2 separate regions of the Homo sapiens genome follow, and region 1 is linked to region 2. Evidence: read pairs that join two places in POLR2A ChIA-PET (ENCODE). Cell type or tissue: OCI-LY7. All regions are shown on one strand. Links, peaks and the distances in the headings refer to the core of each region. The heading gives the core; the rest is flanking DNA.

What was found. Peaks named below come from ENCODE experiments on the same cell type or tissue, not always from the same donor. Only the 100,000 strongest peaks of a DNase experiment are listed, where the experiment ranks them.
Region 1: POLR2A ChIA-PET joins it to region 2 with 5 read pairs; 2 of 35 experiments call an interaction of 5 or more read pairs at or near these places.

The regions. Positions count from the first base shown.
Region 1 is chr9:6,631,262-6,633,988 of GRCh38, forward strand. The region is part of intron 2 of GLDC (glycine decarboxylase); the gene reads right to left. Among named protein-coding and RNA genes, the nearest start is that of GLDC, 13 kb to the right of the region's middle. RefSeq lists enhancers at 1-352, 19-68, 1,236-1,285. In OCI-LY7, for the core only: no CTCF peak of the experiment used is centred there; a DNase peak (open chromatin) is centred at 1,520.
Region 2 is chr9:6,711,391-6,714,419 of GRCh38, forward strand. No RefSeq gene overlaps it. Among named protein-coding and RNA genes, the nearest start is that of LINC02851, 8.6 kb to the left of the region's middle. In OCI-LY7, for the core only: no CTCF peak of the experiment used is centred there; no DNase peak of the experiment used is centred there.

The sequences.
Region 1 (2,727 bases), core at 1-2,500, 80 kb before region 2:
CAAAAGGAGCTGAGGCGTGTCCCATCTATGTTTCTGATGACTCCTTGGTCCCTTGTCTCCGTATGAGTGAGCAGTCTCTGCAGCTCTTCCTGATCACCCGAGAGATGCATAGCTTCAAGACCCTACCAGCTGTAGCAAAACCAAAACAACATTCACTGTGGGGAGTGGGACAAGGGATGATATGTCTTGTTATTTTACTCCTTGAACTTGGATCATACTCCTTCCTGTGGGAGGCCCCTTTTCATTTAATCTACAAATGTTAAGAAATGTACAGAGAAACATTGCAATTCATAGTATTTATCTGGAATACCAGCTGACCTATGTATTCAGGCCAAATGCTGAGTTTGAAATGAGAATCAGTGCAGGTCCCAGAGGATTTGTTTTCCCTCTTTGCTGCCCCAAAGGTACATTGTCATGGCCTACAGAGCAAGAACAAGAAGGGAAGACTGTGTCCTAAGAGTCCAACTCAAACAGTGTATCATGCTTGAGAAAAAGATAATTTTTTATAGATCAAAGGCATATGGGCTGGGCACAGTGGCTCATGCCTGTAATCCCAGCAATTTGGGAGGCTAAGGGAGGAGGATGTTTTGAACCCAGGAGTTTGAGACCAGCCTAGGCAACACAGCAAGACCCCCGTCTCTACAAAATGAAATAAATTAGTCCATGTGGTAGCACATGCCTGTAGTCCAGATACTCAGGAAGCTGCAGTAGTGGGAGGATCTGTTTGGCCCAGGAGGTTGAGGCTGCAGTGAGCCATGATCATGCCACTGCAGTCCAACCTGAGTGACAGTGAGACCCTGCCTCAAAAAAAAGTCATATGGAGAAATTTGCAGTCCAACCGAGAATCACACCAAGTAAATTGTAATCTCTTATAGTAAATGCTCAGAAAATACAGGTGAATCAATGTGTTGCAATGAAAATTCACCTAAACTTTCACGTATGGCTAGCCCAGGAACTCACCCATCACAGACTCATGATGATGAATCAATGCATAAATTGTTCTCACATTTGGTTCAACTACATCCCAAAATGTGTGAGCCTCAGAGAAACATTTATCAGTGGAAACCTGCAGCTATTAAGAAAGTTGTATAAAATAATGCAGTGTCTACAATAATTTCAGACTTCCCAAAATTTTATTTCTTCATTGTTCAGTCAGTTAGTATGTTGATGATACAGGCATTGAGAATTCTTACTAAAATTCTCAGTTTGCATTTTTGTATGAATACTCTGGACTTACAAAAAGTAAAGCAAACTTGAGTCAAAATGAGATCAAAGTTATCCGTACATCGTATAACTGAGACTTGTTTAAGCAAGGCACAGTGCTATTTGATGGAGTGGGGAAGAGGACATGAAGAATAGAAGTCACAACACAGATTCGCCCACAGCGACTCACGTCCCTATTCTCTAGCACGCGCCCCGGTTCAGCCCGGGCCCTCACTCCCAGCCTCCTGAGGCGGGTCACTGAGCTTGCAGGCAGAATGTGGGTGGGGCTGCCCCACCTCTCTCTCAACCTCACTGAGCTGACTAGTGGACCTTGAAGTCCTCCCCTCGGCTGAACTCAGTCACCACATTTCTCTGTTCCTGCTTCCAAGTCACTGACTGATGGTGGGGTGGAGGACACTCAAACAGGCCTTACAAATTCCCGCTATTCAATCTCAGCAGACCCTCCCTGCAGGCCGATCGAGGGTCCTCGCCACCCAGATGCTCTCAGCAGACCCTCCCTGCAGACCGATCAAGGGTCCTCGCCACCCAGATGCACACAATAGCTCTTCTGAAATTCACTTTTCCCTAGTACTCAGTCTCAGCCTTCCTGTCTCTCATGCAGAGAGATCGTCAGAAATGCAGCCCCTCAACTCCTCCCACCTCGGAGGATCCTTATGTCTTTATGCAGACTTTCTTCCCTCTTCTGCCTAAGAAAGGTCGAGAATACGACACAGGGGTCCGTAACTCCCTGCCTGAAAATATATCCTTCTGCCTCTGATGACTTCATCTCAGACTGCCCTGCCTCTCTCCTTCTGCATGTTTTATTTCCTTATATCCTGGCTTTTCTTTCTTCCCCACACTCCATCCCTGGGAAATTTCACTAATTCTCATGAATTTGTCGGAAAACTCACTAAATCTGCAACTCCATCTCTTCTCTCTCTGGATCTCTAGACTCTACTTTGCAACTTTTGCTTCAACTTTTCCAAATGCATGTTCCACGAATACCTCAAACCCAATTCTGCTCAAGCAAGACCCAATCTCTTCTTCCACTTCTCCCTGTTCCCCCTCTGTTAATCAATGACATCAACATCACTACCCCATCTAGAAACTGACTGACAGCCTCATCTCCTGCCTCTCTGGATCAACCACCACGTCTGTACAAAAACCATGCTTCTGGCCAGGCACAGTGGCTCACAACTGTAATCCCAGCACTTGGAAGGCCAAGGAGGGTGGATCACCTGAGGTCAGGAGCTCGAGACCAGCCTGGCCAACACAGCAAAACTCCATCTCTACTAAAAATACAAAAATGAGCTAGGCGTGTAATCCCAGCTACTTGGGAGGCTGAGGCAGGAGAATCTTTTTTTTTTTTTTTTTTTTTTTTTTGAGACGGAGTCTCACTCTGTCGCTCAGGCTGGAGTCCAGTGGCACGATCTCAGCTCACTGCAAGCTGTGCCTCCCGGGTTCACGCCATTCTCCTGCCTCAGCCTCCCGAGTAGCTGGGACTACAGGCGCCCGCCACCAGGC
Region 2 (3,029 bases), core at 230-2,729:
TATGTCTTAGTTCCTTAATCACTCCCAACATTCCAATAAAAAGCAAGCAGAAAATCCACTCTGCTTTTGATCATAAAGTGAAGACACAGAGAAAATTAAAGCCATAATACAAGTTAGAGACTGATGTTTTATATCATGTGCCCCCACCATGCATTTGCACCAGTTTTTTGCTGACGATGAAATATGAAGCAAACAGGCACACACAGATAGTGAGTCAGCCCAAATTAATGTAAACTATCATGGTAATAACTACTTAAAATTCATTAGGAGACCACAAGAAGTACAGAGCGTGTTCAGAAACCCAACAGCCAGCCTCCAAAAATAAAGCGAAAGAGAAAATATACAGGTCATTTCTTCTCCAGAGAATCAAGGGAGATTAAAATATTTCAACTGGGCTGGGTACAGTGGCTCAAACCTGTAATTCCAGCACTTTGGGAGGCCAAAGCAGGTGGATCACTTGAGGTCAGGGGTTCAAGACCAGCCTGGCCAACTTGGTGACATCCCATCTCTACTAAAAATACAAAAAATTATCTGGGCATGGTGGCAGGCACCAGCTACTTGGGAGGCTGAGGCAGGAGAATCGCTTGAACCCGGGAGGCGGAGGTTGCAGTGAGCCACTGCACTCCAGCCTGGGCGACAGAGCAAGACTCTGTCTGAAAAAAAAAAAATAAGAAAATCAACTGAAGGTAGACTGTTAGAATTTGTCACCCTTCTGTAAAATTTTTACAAGTATTTGCATGCTAAGAAGACAACTTTCAGAGTTGGCTAACAACGGTTAATGAGCATCCGCCAGATACAAAGCCCTATTCCATGTCAGCTGGGGTTGGTATTTAGAAATCCAAGGTAAGCAGGAGGAGAGTCTGTGGCCATAGCATAGTTCAGTATAACTACTAGCACTTGTCTGATGCAAGTAATGTAACTAAATGTAAACAGTCATAAACAATAAGAATTTATTGGCTCATAAAAAGGCAAAATTATTGTCAATATAGAATCATTTTTCAAAATCAATGATAAGGCTGGGCACAGTGGTTCACGCCTGCAATCTCAGCACTTTGGGAGGCTGAGGCGGGTGAATCACGAGGTCAAGAGATCAAGACCATCCCGGGCCAACATGGTGAAACCCCCGTCTCTATTAAAAATACAAAATTTAGCCGGGCATGGTAGCGTGTGCCTGTATCTCAGCTACTTGGGAGGCTGAGGCAGGAAAATCGCTTGAACCAGAGAGACAGAGGTTGCAGTGAGCCGAGATCGTGCCACTGCACTCCAGCCTGGTGACAGAGCACGACTCTGTCTCAAAAAAAAAAAAAAAAAAAAAAAATCAGTGATTACTGTCATTCTATGTCTATATTTTCCAGAGTCCACTGGAGTTTAAAACATCAAAATTTGACTCTATAATTTGCTATATTGTTACTATTATGAGCAATTGAGAAACTCATTTTTTACTAGTAATTAGTGTCTCTGAGGTGATTTCAAAGGTAATCATCTACATAATTGTCTTTAAAAGGATACAGCTATTGTGCAAATGTGGTTTATTATCAGAACTGAATGAATTATTTCATCTGGCAAAAAAATGTTAATTACAATTGAAATTTAAAGGTAATTCTACTTCAGGGACATAAATATAGTCATCTGGGTCATAATTTAGTAAATTGCCTAATTGGCTTACTTCAATAGCCAAGACTGTGAAATAATTGCAATATAACATCTGTTTCATACAGTGTTTTACTGCTTTAAAAATGCTTCTACTTTTTTGTTGTTGTTTTTGTTTTGTTTTTTGTTTTTTGAGATGAAGTCTTACTCTGTAGCCCAGGCTGGAGTGCAATGGCGTGATCTTGGTTTAATGCAACCTCTGCCTCCCGGGTTCAAGCGATTCTCCTTCCTTGGCCTCCCAAGTAGCTAGGATTACAGGCGTGCGCCACTGCACCTGGCTAATTTTTCGTATTTTTAGTAAAGACAGGGTTTCACCATGTTGGTCAGGCTGGTCTTGAACTTCCAACCTCAGGTAATCCACCCACCCCAGCCTCCCAAAGTGCTAGGATTACAGGCGTGAACCACCGCGCCCAACCAAATGCTTCTACTTTTAAAAATCAATGTATTGATATTCATAACTCTTCAGGGAAGTCAACAGCACTGATGTAGAATCCTTATTTTTCAGGTGAAGAAACTTGAGACACAGCTCTATAGTACAGTTGTCTCTCAGTATACACAGACGATTGGTTATTGGTCTTATAACCATTACAGGACCCCCAAGTATAGCAAAATCCAAGCATACCCAAGTCCTGCAGCTGGCCCTGAGGAATAAGAGTATAGGAAAATTGGGCCCTCCCCATACAGGGTTTCACATCCCGTGAATACTGTATGTTCAATCTGCATTTGGTTGAAAAAAAGCAGTGTATAAGTCGACCCATGCAATTCAAACCCATGTCATTCAAGAGTCAACTGAGGCTAGGCTCGGTGGCTCACGCCTGTAATCCCAGCACTTTGGGAGGCCGAGGCGGGTGGATCACGTGAGGTCAGGAGTTTGAGACCAGACTGGCCAACACGATGAAACCCCATCTCTACTAAAAATACCAAAAAGTAGCAGGGTGTGGTGGTGCATGCCTGTAATCCCAGCTACTTGGGAGGCTGAGGCAGGAGAATTGCTTGAACCCAGGAGGCAGAGGTTGCAGTGAGCCGAGGTTGCGTCATTGCACTCCAGCCTGGACAATAAGAGCGAAACTCCGTCTCAAAAAAAATAAAAAAAATAAAAAAATAAGTCAAACAACTGGGTAAATAGTAGAGCTAGGTCTGAAGTATAGGCCTCCAGACTTCCAGTCCAGTTCTCCTTTGCACTAAGAGTACAGAAGACTACTTTAAAAAGCAGATCCTGCCCAGTGTGGTGGCGTGTGCCCTAGTCCCCAGCTACTCCAGGGAGGCTGAGGCCAAAGGATCTGAGCCTAGGACTTGGAGACCAGCTTGGGCAACATAGCCACCCCGCCTATTTAAAAAAAAAAAAAAATAGAGAGAGAAGCTGATACTGGCTCTGTGTG